2 separate regions of the Mus musculus genome follow, and region 1 is linked to region 2. The links are chromatin loops, found by intact Hi-C in ENCODE. Cell type or tissue: left cerebral cortex. All regions are shown on one strand. Each heading gives the region's core, and the rest is flanking DNA. Links, peaks and the distances in the headings are about the cores only.

The links. Hi-C counts contacts between places; a loop is a spot of excess contacts. Peaks named below come from ENCODE experiments on the same cell type or tissue, not always from the same donor. Only the 100,000 strongest peaks of a DNase experiment are listed, where the experiment ranks them.
Region 1: it touches region 2 in a loop (1.9-fold over the local background); 1 of 42 quality-filtered maps calls a loop at or near these places.

The regions. Positions count from the first base shown.
Region 1 is chr14:103,275,327-103,283,155 of GRCm38, forward strand. It overlaps Mycbp2 (MYC binding protein 2, E3 ubiquitin protein ligase), which reads right to left. Exons shown (of 85, transcript NM_207215.2): 15 at 7,272-7,476; 16 at 1,047-1,192; 17 at 463-564. Among named protein-coding and RNA genes, the nearest start is that of Mycbp2, 68 kb to the right of the region's middle. In left cerebral cortex, for the core only: no CTCF peak of the experiment used is centred there; a DNase peak (open chromatin) is centred at 5,007.
Region 2 is chr14:103,201,931-103,209,759 of GRCm38, forward strand. Mycbp2 (MYC binding protein 2, E3 ubiquitin protein ligase) reads right to left here. Exons shown (of 85, transcript NM_207215.2): 37 at 6,819-6,997; 38 at 4,706-4,848; 39 at 3,247-3,347; 40 at 2,392-2,610. Among named protein-coding and RNA genes, the nearest start is that of Fbxl3, 110 kb to the left of the region's middle. In left cerebral cortex, for the core only: no CTCF peak of the experiment used is centred there; no DNase peak of the experiment used is centred there.

The sequences.
Region 1 (7,829 bases), core at 3,524-6,023, 75 kb after region 2:
ACAGCCTAGGTTAAACTAAATATGGACCTATGGTCAAATATCTGTATTTGACCCAAAATCTGAAGACAGGATTGATACGATCTGTAATTGTCATTGGCAATGGCATTTACATTTTCCAGTGGTACATCCTTTTATCTTTTTTTGTAACAGTCTCACTGCAGACAGGCTTGGAATTTGTAGCAATCCTGTGTTAACATCAGGATGCTGAAATTATAAGTATGAGCCATCATGCTGAGCTACCCAGCACACACTTTACTGCAGTTGAGGAGTACTCTACTGAACTAAATGTGTTATTACTAACATAATTATAAATGCTGTAAATATGTTCACGTAACTTCACTTGCTACAAGAATGTTGTAAACTTTAATACTTCTTACTAAATGAGGATATTCTATAAATATTTCACTTGCCTCAGTTAAAGTATGCAAGTTTCCCTATACTTTTTCTCTGTAGTTATCTTACCTCTTCCATCTTCTAATCTGTGTCTTCTAATGACACGTTGCCGTTTTTCTTCTTGTCTTAACTGAAGATGTTCCTCAATATTAACCCCCGGTACAGGGACAGCTGAATAATTGGCCAAAATAATGAAAATAACATATATCATATAATTTGAGTATATAATAGCTGTACCTATACAAATATGAATAAGTAAAAGCTAGCAGAAAACCACCTTAAACTTAAAATTTTATTGCAAGAATTCTTATATAAGCTGGGCAGTGGTGGTGCATTCCTTTAGTCCCAGCACTCAGGAGGCAAAGACAGGCAGGTTTCTGACTTCAAGGCTGGTCTACAGAGGGAGTTACACAACAACCAAGTCTACACACATAAAACCCTGTTTCCAAAAAAAAAAAAAAAAAAAACAACCCCCAAAAGAAATTCCTACCATAAAAGGTTCATGAAAAAAGTATCACCCATGATCATATCAGTTACCAAAACAACAATGTTCATGTTAACCTTAACTTTAAAACAATATTTAATAGAAAGACTTTCAACTACTAGAATTATTGAGGTGAGGGTAAGATATTAAACATAATAAAATAAATTACCTAAAAGGAGGTCTAAAGGTATCATTTCTTTCACTGCATCAAGAATCCCTCTTTGTCTTGCTTCTTGACCGTCCAACTCTCTTGCACATGCCTTGCAACATCCACACACGGCACAGCCAGATTCCCCTGAACCACAACCACAGATCCTACGTAGAAGCAAACAAACAAACAACAAAACACAGGCTTAACGGAAATCCTCTAATTTTTTAATATTCTTTTTTGTAACCACTTTTCCAATCTCTTGTATTGATTTCAAAGAAAAGTAGGAATTTTAGAAAAACAATGAAAAGAATGTGTTATGAGTCTAATGATTCTAGTATATTTCTACACAAAATCAAAATAGATGCTACAACTAATTATAAATGGCCATTGTCCTATGAGTTTTCTCATGAGTGCAGGAGTGTTAGGACTAAGGACCAGCATGGGCGGTGGCTGGCACTTGCACCAACTCTGTCTCCAGGAGAGGGTGTGTAGGCCGCCTGCAGTGATAGGCCGCAGCCTTATCAGCAAAGGGTCAGCTCTGTCTCTCTCCTCAGTCTTGATACATTACCATGTCCCATGCTTCTCTTCTCTCTGCATGTAACTACCTAATCCTTGCTTCTGCTTTGTCACTATCAGACAAACTGAAAAGCATATAACATGTCTTTATCACTAAGTAAAGAAAAAATACTCCCTGAAGTCGGCTACCAGGTTAGTGAAAAACTAACTTCTTTGTAACACTCTTCATAGATATAGAAGTCATAGCTTTAATTACTCACTAATTGGTCCTTTGAAACTTTTGATAGCCCTGTCACATTCATGGTAATATAGAGTTTTGTAAAGGGACAAGAGACAAATGCTTCTAGCAGCAGCTCAAATGGTGTGGCTGCTAAGTATCCTGCAAACTGTGAGCTTTGAAAAATAAGGATCACTGACAATGTGGAAGATCATGTCTTATGTTGATATTTGATGCAAAGACATAGAATAAATAAAAACACAACCCTCAAAAGACTAAAAGCCTTCACAAAAATTGAGGCAAAAAAAAAAAAAAAAACCCAACAACTAAATACTACCAAATGAAATAAAACACGACACAAGATAACCACCCAAGGTGGAGCGCCCCCTGGAATGTAGCACTAGAAAATGTATAAATCATATACCACGCTAAGACGATAAAGGAGGAAAATGCAGAATTTTCTCAATCTATATAAATTAACTTTTAACAAATTTAACATACTTCATTATTTAAGGAATTCAAGAAACTAAGAACAGAAAAAAAAATCCTTAAACACATTCAGAGCCACAAATGAAAACATACAATGAACATTACATTCAATGAAAGATGAAAAGCACGTCTTCTAAGACTAGATAAAAAATTAGACTCGCATTTGATTAACATAATACAGCATAGGTTACCAGAGCAATCAGGAGGGAAGAAAAAACAAAAGATATCCAAATCTGAAAGAAGTATTGTTATCTCCCTCTACATATAATTTCATCATTAGAAATCTCTAAAAATCTTATACAGACACTGAAACGCTAAAAGAACTGGTAGAACTAATAAAGAAACTCAGAGAACTGGCAGGAGAGAAAGGCAACATGACTGACAGGTGGCATTTCTTAACATTAAAGAAAACTCCAACAAAAATTACACTGACAAAACCATCAGAAAGAATAAAAAAAAATCAGCAATTAATTTAACCAAGAAGGTGAAAGACTTGAATAATGAAAACCACAAACACTGGTGAAAAAAAGTTAAGACAAATAAATAGGACCACATCCCAAGTTCAAAGATAAAGACTTAATATTGTTAAGATGTGAGAATCACCCTATGAAGCCTACAGATTCAATGCATTCCCATTAAAATAAAATCTTAATGATATTTCTCACATGAGTAGGAAACATATCATAAAATTAAGAGTTCCTTAAAAAGCCAAATAATTTTGATAAAGAAATACTATTCTTTGTGATTTCTAAACATATTAAGGCCACAAGTCTGAAATGTGAATGATGCTGGCCAAAAGAGAAGCTTAGAGGCCAAAGAAGCAGAAAGGAAGCCCAGAAACAAATGTTCACACTAATATCCAAATGACTTTTTGACAAGGGTGTCAAGACCACTAACTATAAAAAAGACAGTCTTGGTCAAGAAACTATGTTAGAAGAATACCCAAGATGCAGTTTGCAAAACACATGAAACTCAAGAAGAAGGAAGAACAAAGTGTAAATATTTCGATCCTTCTTAGAAGGGGGAACAAAACTCCCATGGAAGGAGTTACAGAGACAAAGTTCAGAGCAGAGACTTAAGGCATGACCATCCAGAAACTACCCCACCTGGGGATCCATCCCATAGACAACCACCAAACCCAGGCACTATGGCAGAGTCCAACAAGAGTTTGCTGACAGGAGCCTGATATAGGTGTCTCCTGAGAGGCTCTGCCAGTGCCTGACTAATTTAGAAGTGGATGCTCACAGCCATCCATTAGACAAAGCACAGGGTCCCCAATGAAGGAACTAGAGAAAGTACCCAAGGAGCTGAAGGGGTTTGCAGCCTCCTAGGAGAAACAACAATATGAACTAACCAGCACCTACAGAGCTCCCTGGGACTAAATTTCCAATCAAAGAAAACACATGGTGGGACTCATGGCTCTAGCTGCATATGTAGCAGAGGATGGCCTAATCGGTCATCAATGGGAGGAGAGGCCCTTGGTCCTGTGAAGGTTCTATGCCCCAGTATAGGGGAATGCCTAGGCCAGGAAGCAGGAGTGGGTAGGTTGGGGAGCAGGGGAGGGGGGAGAGGACAGGGGATTTTCAGAGGGGAAACTAGGAAAGGGAATAACATTTGAAATGTAAATAAAGAAAATTATCTAGTAAGAAAAAATAGAAAGAAATTAGGAAAGAAAAAAAAAGGAAACTATGTTAGAAGACTGGATATCCACATGCATTATAATAACATTAGGCCTCCATCTAATAACATTTACAATATACAAAAATCAACTCAAATGGAAGATCTAAAACTATAAAGAAATTTTTCTAGGGGTCCTAGGTAAAGGCCCCAGCTATGAAGCCTGTTGACTTGAGTTCAATCCCTGTACCCTGTGAGAAAGAGGTGACTCCTCCCATTCATGCTCTGACAGCCATGTGTGCGTCAAGGCATGTGCACACCTACAGCATTCACAATAAATGTGCTAAATTTTTACTAGAAGAAAACAATTCATGATGTGTTATGTATGACAAACTTTCTTGAATTGAGTAATACTTTTAAATATGTCACCAAAAGCACAGGCAACAACACAAAACTAAACAAGTTGGGCTTGACGAAAGTTAAAAATCTTTTTATATCAAAAAACTGCCAACACAATTAAAAGGTAGCTCATAGACATCATTTATTTCGAATCACGTACTCACACACCGACCAACTATAAGTCAACCAAAAAGAATAAAGAACCCAATTCTCCTGGCTCTCCTGGCTTCACCAGGTTCTGCTGGTGTAAGACTTGAAGGGGTAGTTCTCCTAAGAGCTACAACTGCCTACAAAACAAAGAAGAGGTGCTTAACATCATTATTAAGGAAACTCAAATCAAAACTACACTGGAGCCATTTCACATCTCTCGGGATGCATAAAATCCAAACAAAGAAGACAAAACTAGGAAGAACATGGAGAAACTGCAAAATGTATGCACTACTAATGGAAATATAAGATGGCAGTTGTTGTAGAAAACACAATGAACATTTCTTGAAGGATTAAAACATGAATTAATATGGTTCAGCAATTCCATTGCAGTAGGCATAGCCAAAAGAACTCGATGCACTCTCTAAGAACTACCTACCCGCCTACCTAAGTGCACAGTAGCAATATGCACATGCGCTTAGATGTGTCCATCAAAAGGCAAAAGGATAAGAAACACATTCACTCAATTTGTCCTGAAGGAAGGAAATTCTGACATGTATGGCAACATGGATGAACTCTGAGGACGTTCGAGTAAGTAACATGAGCAAGTGAAAGGAAGCCCTAGTACCATGTGCTCCACTTGCGTGACATCTTTCCAGTAGTCAAAGACAGGCAGACAGAAAGCATGAGGGTAGAGAGAGGAGGAGAGTGGGAAGTGGGAATGGCTGTTAAAGGAATATAGTTAGTTTTATAAGACAAAAAGCTGTGTGTGTGTGTGTGTGTGTTTTTACAGCATAACAGTGTGAAATACTAAAAAACATTGAATTGTATACTTACAAATGATCACAATAGTCAGTTTTATGTTACAATGCCTTGAACCACCAAAGAAACTGTAGAAAATGCCTAATTTTTAAGTGTATTATAAGGTATGTAGTAAGAATTTTATGATGACTTAAATCATCTCTAAAAGTTCACAGTACTCTGGCATTTAATATTATCTTAAATTTATTCGAATATTTATTTTGGTCATTAACAAAAAATATTTTAATTGGCTAAGTGTTAGCAATGAAAATTGTATAAATATCTGTGGAAGAGCATTTAAGAAAAATAATTTTAGTAGGACACAGAGAATTCAAAAGTATGTCTGCATTTCTGGATTCTTTATTCTGGATCAAGCTTGAAGTTTGGGGGGCTGATTTTTAATGAAAACAGACTAGGAAAGGTTTGAGAGATTAAATTCTAACACTGTTTACAAAGAAAAGTTGGATCCTTTTACATAAAAATACTCAAAATAAAAATTAATTAAAGATAAATAAGTTAGGTCACTAAAGTAGAAAATGGTATCCAACAAAGCACCACAGAATAAAAATTACCTATTCGTAGAGTACATTTTTTACTTATGCTAATAAAATAAGCCATGCCAAGAACAAGAAAAAGCCTGTGGCTGCAGTAAGTGGTAAGCCTGAATCAGGGGTTATCACTTGAGCCTTGAAGTATGAGGCCAGATTGACCTTATCTCAAGCAACACAATTTAACAAAACAAGCCTGAAATAATATTTCAATAGCCTTGAAGGAAAATGGCTATTGTATACAATCTACTTATGACAAAAAAAGCATAAGTCCAGAAATACAATCACAGGAGATGCTGCCAGGAATTGGGAAGCATTACTTGATAGCTAAGCATTTGCTAAATAGTAAAATCAGAGACTGAAGGTAGTTTTCCTCAAACTAGGCTTTTCTTCACAAAATTTCACTCCCACCCTAAATCAGCCAATTATCAGAAACCTAGTCTTAAAAAAGACAACCCTTTATGTGTTATATTACCTATAAAATGTAAACGTGAAATTCTTCTAAAGTTCTAGGAGAAAATTCTATTATTTGATGCACCTCACATACTAACTTAGAATTGACAATAATTTAGAACCTTGGAGAGGAAAGGTTCATTTCAGCTCACAGTTCCACATCACAGAGGGAGGCCATCACAGAGGGAGGCCAGGGCAGGAACCTGGAGGCAGGAACTGACATACAGCCCATGGAGGAGTGCTACATCTTGCTCTTCATGGTTTGCTCAGCCTGCCCAGGTGTGGCACCATACGCAATAAACAAGATTCTTCCACTCTGAATCATTAATCAACACAATACTCCACAGACTTGTCTACAGGACAATCATATGGAAGTGCTTCCTCAATTAAGAAGTCCTCTTCCCCAGATATGTATAGGTTTATATCAAATTAACAAAAAAAAAAAAAACAAAAAAAAACAAAAAACAAAAAACAAAAACAAAAACAAAAAACTAACCAAGACAAACCCTTAAATCAAGAATCTATAAGAAGATGGACAGATGGGTGGATGGATGGATAGATAGATAGGCAGGCTAGATAGATAGACAGATAGGTAAGCAGGATATCATGTTAGAGAGAAAAAGAATGTATTTTTACTCAAGAATCATATAAATTTGATAACTGTACTAAGAAAAGATCAATAAACATTTCGCATTAAACAAGCTTAGGAAAAAAACAAGGCCCTAGATTTGAAGAAAAGTATAACTTAATTTTTAAGTAATGGCTTCGATGAATCAAATGAAAGGAGGCCAAACATAAAGGTGACTAAATTAGAACACAATATAGTAGAAAATAACTAAGAATTCAAGTTTAGGCTTGAATGTGTAGCTCAGTGGTAGAGTACTGAACTGGTATTAGTCTGAAGCTCTAGGTCTGAAACCCACACACCACTACCCCAATACACGGGCACATATAAAACGTAGGTGGACACACTGTGAGATAGCCTGAGACACAAAAAAACAAAAACAGAGGGGAGGGAGAGCGTGCTTATTTTCTTCCTAGGAAGTCTAGTCCTACCCTCCAGGAACTCTGTCAGGACGGCCACTGCTAACACAGCTGGCGCCGTAGCCAGTGCAGTCTCCACACACGGTGCACACCATGCACTGCTCCAGCTTCCACTTGTGCATGCCTGGAGGGCACATCATGGACTTCTCGTCTTTCTCATCCAGTTCTTCCTCCAGGTCTTCATCCATTGCTGTTGCCATATTTTCAACTCCAAACCCTGTATGACAATTAAATTTATAATTGTATGTGAATTATTTCCATATCTGAAAACATATCTCCCAACTTAAAAACATACGTGAAACCCTGCTGTAATCACAGTGGTTATGTATTTACTCAATCTATTATTCCTCATCCAACTTACTCATTTATCTCTTATCTGTAGCATACCACCTAAAGAAAAGCCACTCAAGGTAACTATGTCTAATCAAGAACTTCGTTCAGGGATGCAGGATGCTAAGCTGTTAAAGGCTAAGCTAACAATCGAGAAATAGAGCACAGCACATGAGGTCTTCGTTTAGCTTTGTCATCAGTGAACAATATAAAAAATGAGACAAGCAAATACCAGATAAT
Region 2 (7,829 bases), core at 1,747-4,246:
CATGGAGGCATTTCCTCAACTGAAGCTCCTTTCTCTGTGATAACTCCAGCTGTGTCAACTTGACACACAAAACCAGCCAGTACAAAAATCCAATTTAAAAATCAATTCATTAAATGATTCACACACACACTCACACACACACACACACATACAATTTAGTACAAAAATACAAAGAGACAGATATATAACTCACTGTAAAAGACACTATTATCCCAATGTACCTTAAAGCATTCAATGTGTTTGTGGGACAAGAACTAGAAGGTCCTCCGCCATCATCACAAAGCGGAAGCAGCAGACACAAGCTTCATATGTGCACATTCGTGGGAAAACGAAAATTAGAGGAGAGACTCTGAAGACTCAGCAAGGTCGGGTGAAAAGCAGGGACACTGGGCCAGTTTCCCCAACAATCAAAAGTTGGGGAAACCAAAAGACAAAGGTGCAGAGAGAAGAGTATGCTTACAGGGATTTAACATAAAAAAGGACTGAAGAAATAATGCCCAGAGGATTCATCTTATGTTAAATCAAATTCAAACAAACTTATCACATATGTATATTTGATAATATTAAGGAGTTACTCAGCTGTAAAACTACAGTTATTTTAAATGGTTCTTATAGTAAAGACATGCAAAAGAAAATATTGTTTTACAATAATATAAACCGGAAGGAATAAGTAGAAAACAAATGAAATAGGTTTATTAAGAGCTTAAGACTTTAATCAGGAGACCAGTAAGCTACTGTCTTGTCTACTCTTATGTATCTATTTCTATAACAGATTGAATATTTTACAGGTGTAAAAACATAATTAAATTGAAAAAATGTGGTTCATTTTCATCTACTTACTAAAAGGACTTGAATATGATAACCTTAATTTTTAAAATATTTTACTTTATTTTTCACAATATTCTGAGTAGGCTCCTTTAAGTTTCCAGAGTTCTGATTGTAGTAAAGTAATGCCAGTTTGAAAAGTATGACTTATAGGTAGGGAGAGAGATGAGTCTGAAAAGAGCTTGAAGCCTACACTGTAGTCTCTAGGACCAGTGCAAAAATAGATAAATAAAAGCTGGGCATGGTGGTACAAGCTTTAATCCCTGGCTTGGGGAGGTGAGACAACATGGTCTCCAGATCTTCATGGCCAGCCAAGCTAGTCTACTTACCAAGTTCTAGGTCAGTGAGAGACCCTGTTTCAAAATAATGAGGATACTGCTTAAGGAATAACACAAGGTTGTCCTTCTGCCCTCTGTCTGTGAACAAACATGCCCACAGGACCATATATAAAAATACTATTTACAATTTTTAAGAGTTATAATCACTATAATTATACAGCACAGAGTTTAGCATTATATACTGCAATACTGTTAGAAAGATATTTTCAAACAACTCTCAAAAAACAAAACAAAACAAAACAAAAAAAACAAAAAACCTACCAGTGTATAAAATCTTTAAGGTAGAAGGTCTGTCTTCCTAGATAGCCCAGAGACATAGGATAAAACCAAATACTACTGGGTTAAAAAAAAAAAAAAGTAACAATAAAATGATGGCTAATAACATTCTACTATACTCTCTTAGATCAGTGACATATTCAGCCATCATCAGAAAAGTGTCCTCTTGCTTCAGATGAGAACAGAGACTACAGCCCAGACATGAGAGGGAGGGTGAGACACACACACACACACACACACACACAGAGAGAGAGAGAGAGAGAGAGAGAGAGAGAGAGAGAGAGAGAGATCTTGGAATATACAGCTCTAATTGGGATGTTTCCAACAAATCCCTCCCATCAGGGTTAAGGACCCACATAGAAGAGGAGGCCATAAATGCCAGAAGGGATGGAGGACCCCCGGAGAGCAAAGCCATCTGACTCAACTCAGCTGGGCATGGCTCCTAGGAACCCACAGAGGCTGAAGCAGCAGTACGGAGCCAAAACAGGTCCTCTACATACATACTGTTGCGTTCAGTTTAGTTTGGTAGAGTGTGTAAACGAGTGGGTCTCTGATTCTTGTGCCTTCTCGTGGGGCTCTGCTCCTTCTGTTGGGTTGCCTCGTGATGGTTTTGTTTTATCTAATTATATTTTATTTTGACATGTTTGGTTGTTGTCTTTTAGAAGCCTGCTCTTTTCTAATGAGAGGCAGAAAGGGAGTGGACGGGGGTAGGTTAGGTGGGGAAGAACTAAGAGAAGAGGGAGGGGAAACTATTCAGGATATATCGTATTAGGAAAGACTATGTCTTCAGGTCTTCTTTAATCCAACAGTACCATACTGTCTCGATTGATGCCTTATATTTAACTACTACAAGAAGTAACATTTCTGAACATTCACAAAATCCACTTTCTGATATCATTAGAAAGCCTCAGATCCAGCTTTGACTTTGAGTCTTGCTAAGAACGGTGCCCACCTTGTAGTGCATCACACAGGCAGGCTTGTATGGGTGCTCACTCTCAATGACAGCATAGTGATTGGAAGTGGTACAAGCTGAGAGGCCTTGCTCGGGCTGGTTGCCTGTCGTACTATCAGTTGACTGATTGGGATTGAACGCAGGGGGTGCATACTTCTGATTCAAAATGGCAACTGAGGGAAGCAATTGCTGGACAAGGCCAAAAACTTCTACAGCAACCTAGTAGATATAAAAAATAAAGATGATTAAGTAAGTGTGAAATTCACTTTACTTAGGAACTACCCTAATTGTTGGTAACTCTTATAAGTACCAGTTTTCATATAGTTTCTATAAAGTACTTTTTTTTTAAATGTGTTTTTAGTGGGTAAAGAAATTTATTCTAAATATTATACCAAAAAAATCTATATTTTAAAACCCTTGCTTTTCTGTGATCTAGAAATAAATAGCTCTACTTTATTAAATTATGCCAAAGACTGTACAGTTTATGATGTTCTTCATGTCTTATCTCACTACTGTAAAATAATCTTTTTATTGATAATTTTATTAAAACTGGAGAGTTGGCATCAAGTTCAGAATTTTTTTTAAAAAAACCCATCTGATTACTTAATCTTTCTTTATGTCATATTTATAAAATAGATTTCCTATTCCTAAATTCTTCAAGTGTGAAGCAAATATGTACACTAAATCAATTAGCAATTCTGGGAACAATGAGACTTAGCTAACGACTTCTAGCACTTAGGATGCTTTCTCTGTTACCTATTACCCTAGTGCCTCAGTGATTAAAGGGAAGATGTAAGACCTGTGAAATGTTACCAGTGGTAAGAGATTCAAAGTTATAGAATTTTGATTACACACCTTGGGAATAGCAGCGGCTACTGGTCCTATGTAGGCTATAATAAGGGGAAGCAGCATGGAAAACAGACTGGAAGAGCTAAGCAGTTCTGGAATGTCATCAGCTAAAAAAAGCATTGAGACTGTAGTTAGAAGGTAGTTTGTTATACTGTATGCATGCTCTCCTAACCTCTACCCTGTTATCCTCAGAAAGCTGTGCTTGACATCAACTACACATTTATGAAGGACAGGCTCAATTTATTCTAAGGGATTTATTGTTATCTCAATCCTTACAATAGATACTTTCCACTTTTTAAAAGGAAAAGTCAAGTTACAAAGTGTTTGTATATCTTATAGTAAATTCATAACATGGTCTACATATATACCTGTAAAATGCTAGAGAAAGGAGTAGAAGCTAGGGCAATGGTTTTAAACACGGCTACATGAGTGACACGAAGCAAATTATTTAGAATATCAACAATATTTCTTCACTGAATGCTATTAGGATTAAATTAATCAACATATAATATAAAACGGTTAGAATAATATCTGTACATATAAACATTCCAAAAAGCATTTGTTGTTACAAAGCTATTGTGACTTCTTTTTTCCCATTAAAGCACTTTGCTGACAGCCATTTTAGTTATTTACCCATGATCATGATGCTTAAAAGATTGGCTGAGCCTATATATTTATACTGTAGGGCAATTATTCTTTCAAATATGGAGTTCTAAACCTATTGCATATGAACGAATGACATATATTAACAAAATACTTTTTCAGCCTAGCCTAAACCTTTGGGATGGAATAACATTTTAGATGAAAGGATAACCCTGAATATTTTATACTAGTGATTCTCCTTAGTGTAGAGAAGATGCCTAGAGACACAGGTGGATAACAGGAGAAAGGTAGCAATGCAATTACTTGGACATTTCCATTCAAGAAAATGCACGTGAGGCTGCACTAAGGCAGCTTAACCAGGCACTGGTAGAGCAGAGAAAGAAGAACATACTGACTGGACTTTGCAGAGAAGAAACAGTTCTAGAACTTGACTTAGACAAGTAGACCTGAGGAGACGGGCAGGTTATGCATCTGGTTATTCACCAGCCATTTGGATGAATAGTTAATAGATACAGGAAGCACAGTAAGAAAAAAATTTTCACAATAGCAAAAAAGTTTCACTAACAAGAAAATAAGCAAAAATGAATTTAATCAGATGAGATGTTTCTCTTATTGACCAAACTAAAAAATTTAAAGTATTCTGTAATTTTTTTTTTTTTTTTTTGGTTCACTTTAAAAAAATCTTCCTCAGAGTATGAAGGAAGTGAATGATCCAAAATCAATACTGGATAAATGGATGGATAAATAAATAAGGAACTAAATACTCAGGGATTCTAAAAGGTATCTCCCCTTCATTAACTATTCACAAAAGAACTACAGGCTCTAAAATCTAACTCTAAAGAAAGGAAAAGGATCGTCTTACCATCCACAGCAAGAGCTCTGTGCAACAGGTCCTTCGCAGCTCGAACAACAGTGCTTACCACAGAGAGTGCTCTGCTACAGTTTTTATCTTCTTCATTAGCTTTACTTAGAAGTTGGGATTGTAAATCTCCATCAAATTCACTCCTGGGGCATGAATAAAATGAAAACAGTTTTCACTGAGAAATTCAGGCATCATATTCCGATCAGAAATCCTCAATAAACTTAAAGTGAAAAACAATTACAGTTAAGACAGTATATGTGGCATCAAATCTGAAGATGTAAGGGATGCAAAGCAATCTTCAGATCAGATGCCACTATGCAGTCATACATACTGGAATACAACATGAAGGTGATATATCATAGCACCTGCCAGAGTTTTTAATGAATGTATGGAAAGGTGCATGAAATAATAAAAAGACAGCATATGTGTAATTATGTTAGTTTTGGATAAAGGCTTTGAACAAAAACCAAAGCAGACTATAAAGTAAAGGGTGCTATTTTCTGTTAGATTAAGTTGTTCTTTGTTGAACTAATACTTAAGAAATACCCGAGTTGTGTTTAAAAACAAACTACAAACTCATGGAAAATGTGAGAGAATATTATCTGGACAGTGGGAGCCAGGTGCAGAGTTCATGGGACAGGATTAGACAGTAAACAGGGTCTGATCATATGGACTTTCAAGGCCAGAGTAGCAAACTCCTATTTAATCGCAAAGCATCAAGAGAGAACTGAGGAGGGAGGGGTATGCCCTCATTCCTGTCGGAGAACGCTGACTGTTCTGTGGAGAACGGAATGTAAAGGGCAGCAGAGAAAGAAGAGACCCTGCGATAGAGATGATGATCATTTTAAATTAGAGAGACTGGGAATCAGCAGTTCAATTATAGGAATGATAGGAGAAGTCACAAGTAGAACACTTTACAAATACGTATGTCAGAAATTACCAAATTAGATGCAAGAGAAAGAGACATCTAGAACAAGGTGTTACTACAGCTGGGTGCCTACTAAGGGACACATTAAACCTACAACGTCTGTCGGCCAACCACAGAAAGCATCCTTTTTTTATTTCTTATTTATTTATTTTTTTAGGTGAGAACTATAAGGACTTACTAGAATGTTAGAAAAATAAAAATGTGACTATGGAAACTCCATGCCCATATCTTACAATTTCTTAAATTTAGAAACAATTACTATAACTGATTCTCAAATGACAGCTATATCACTAAGACACCCATTATTATCCTTACGGAGGATGTACGGTACGGTGATTTAAGGGTATTTTGTAACCTGGAGTCCAACATCCAGACTATAAACCCCCTTATCATAAGTCACTACAAATGAGATTTGGGAACAATGTTTAAATACTCAATGCCTTGGCTCCCTCTTCTGTGAATAAGGGTAGAAAAAATTCCCACTGTGTGCCTAGCCAAGGCAAACACAAGAAGCACTACATATACAAAATTAGTGGCTTGATACAAAGTTATGTTGAGGGGAAAGGGGGATAATTTCACTAAGATGATAGATAAGTTATTATTCAAAATAAATCAGAGATAATGAAAAATGTATATATAGGGTTATTTTTCCTCAAAGATCATAATTTTCTGTTTTTCCATCATTTACCTAACAAATAGCTCACTAAAGTACTCTAAGAACACTCCCACTATTATATGGTCTAGAGTCCCAGAGGCTAACCTGAGCAGGTGAAAATAGTTTTACATGTAAAACTATTCTCCAATTGGATAAAATAACCAAGGCAATACCACTACCTGGAGAGTCAGGCTGGGTCACCTAGTTTAAATAATTATTTTAAAAATGAGTAAGTTCTACTTGTATTTTAAAATAAAAATCAAAGAATTAAAGTAGTATTAGCAACATATATGATAGTACAAAAAAACCTTTAGTGATATTGAAAGAATGACAAAAATTTAAAAGCATTCACCTTAATAGTTAATACTGAATTTATATTTTAAAATGAGGATTCTTCAAAGGGTTTGACTAAGTATGTGCTAGGAAGATAAACTGTAATTCAGGTACATTACCAACTTGGCATGTTTTGTATCATTGTGAATGTTACCCACCACTTGAGCACATTCGTCTCTAACTATAAGCACACCTACCTATAGTATAGTATCTGGGGAATCTGTCCTCTGGTTTGGTTTGTGCCATTACTGCTCAAGCTGCATGTGCTGAAGGTAAAGGTCACTCCATCAGGGCACTGAACAGTGGTCATCCCTCCATCTCCATTGGCTGTGCGACTGCCATAGTTCCTCAAGCGCACAGCATACTTAACATTTTCCTTCATGATGAAGACATAAAGCATGTTATATGCGTTCACAGTATAAGGAAAATACAGAAAGAACTCTAGCAATAAACTACTCAAATATACTGAAATATTGTGGTCATTATAAATAATATCATTAAATGAGTTTTTAATGAATATAATAGCTAATACTTACTGAATACCTTTAGATAACAGAATCTTTTCCAAATACTTTATATGAATTAAATGAATTAATTCAAGTGCCCTCAGTAGTTAAGTATATTACTTGACAGATAAAAGAATTTGAGATGCAGTTGCTAAATAACTTGCCCAAAGTAACATAGCTGGGAAGCGGTGAAACTAGCAGTTGACCATCAACAACTACAGGTTATCAGTGCTTAATTACATGCATAAAATATTAGTCATACAAATATAAGCTAATATTGTTCTGTCAGTTTAAATTCTTAAAATAATTTAAGTATGTTAAAACCATAATTGTTAAATCTATTTACTCAGAGACAAAAATATGCACACAAACACAGGAAAAAAAATCCATGTATAACTGTCCACAATATGTAGGAAAACAGAGATGCAGATACTCAAATTTTATGATCCAGGAATTTTTTGTATTTTTTCTTTCATTTATGCCGCCTAGTTTTATGTCAACTACACACAAATTATAATCATCTGAAAGGAGGGAACCTTAACTGAGAAAATACACCCATAAGATCAGGCTGCAGGCAAGCCTGTAGGGCATTTTCTTAGTGATTGATGTGGGAGACCAAGTCTATTATGGGTAGTGCCACCCCCAGGCTGGTGGTCCTGGCTTCTATAAGATAGCAAGCTGAACAAGCAGCAAAGAGCAAGC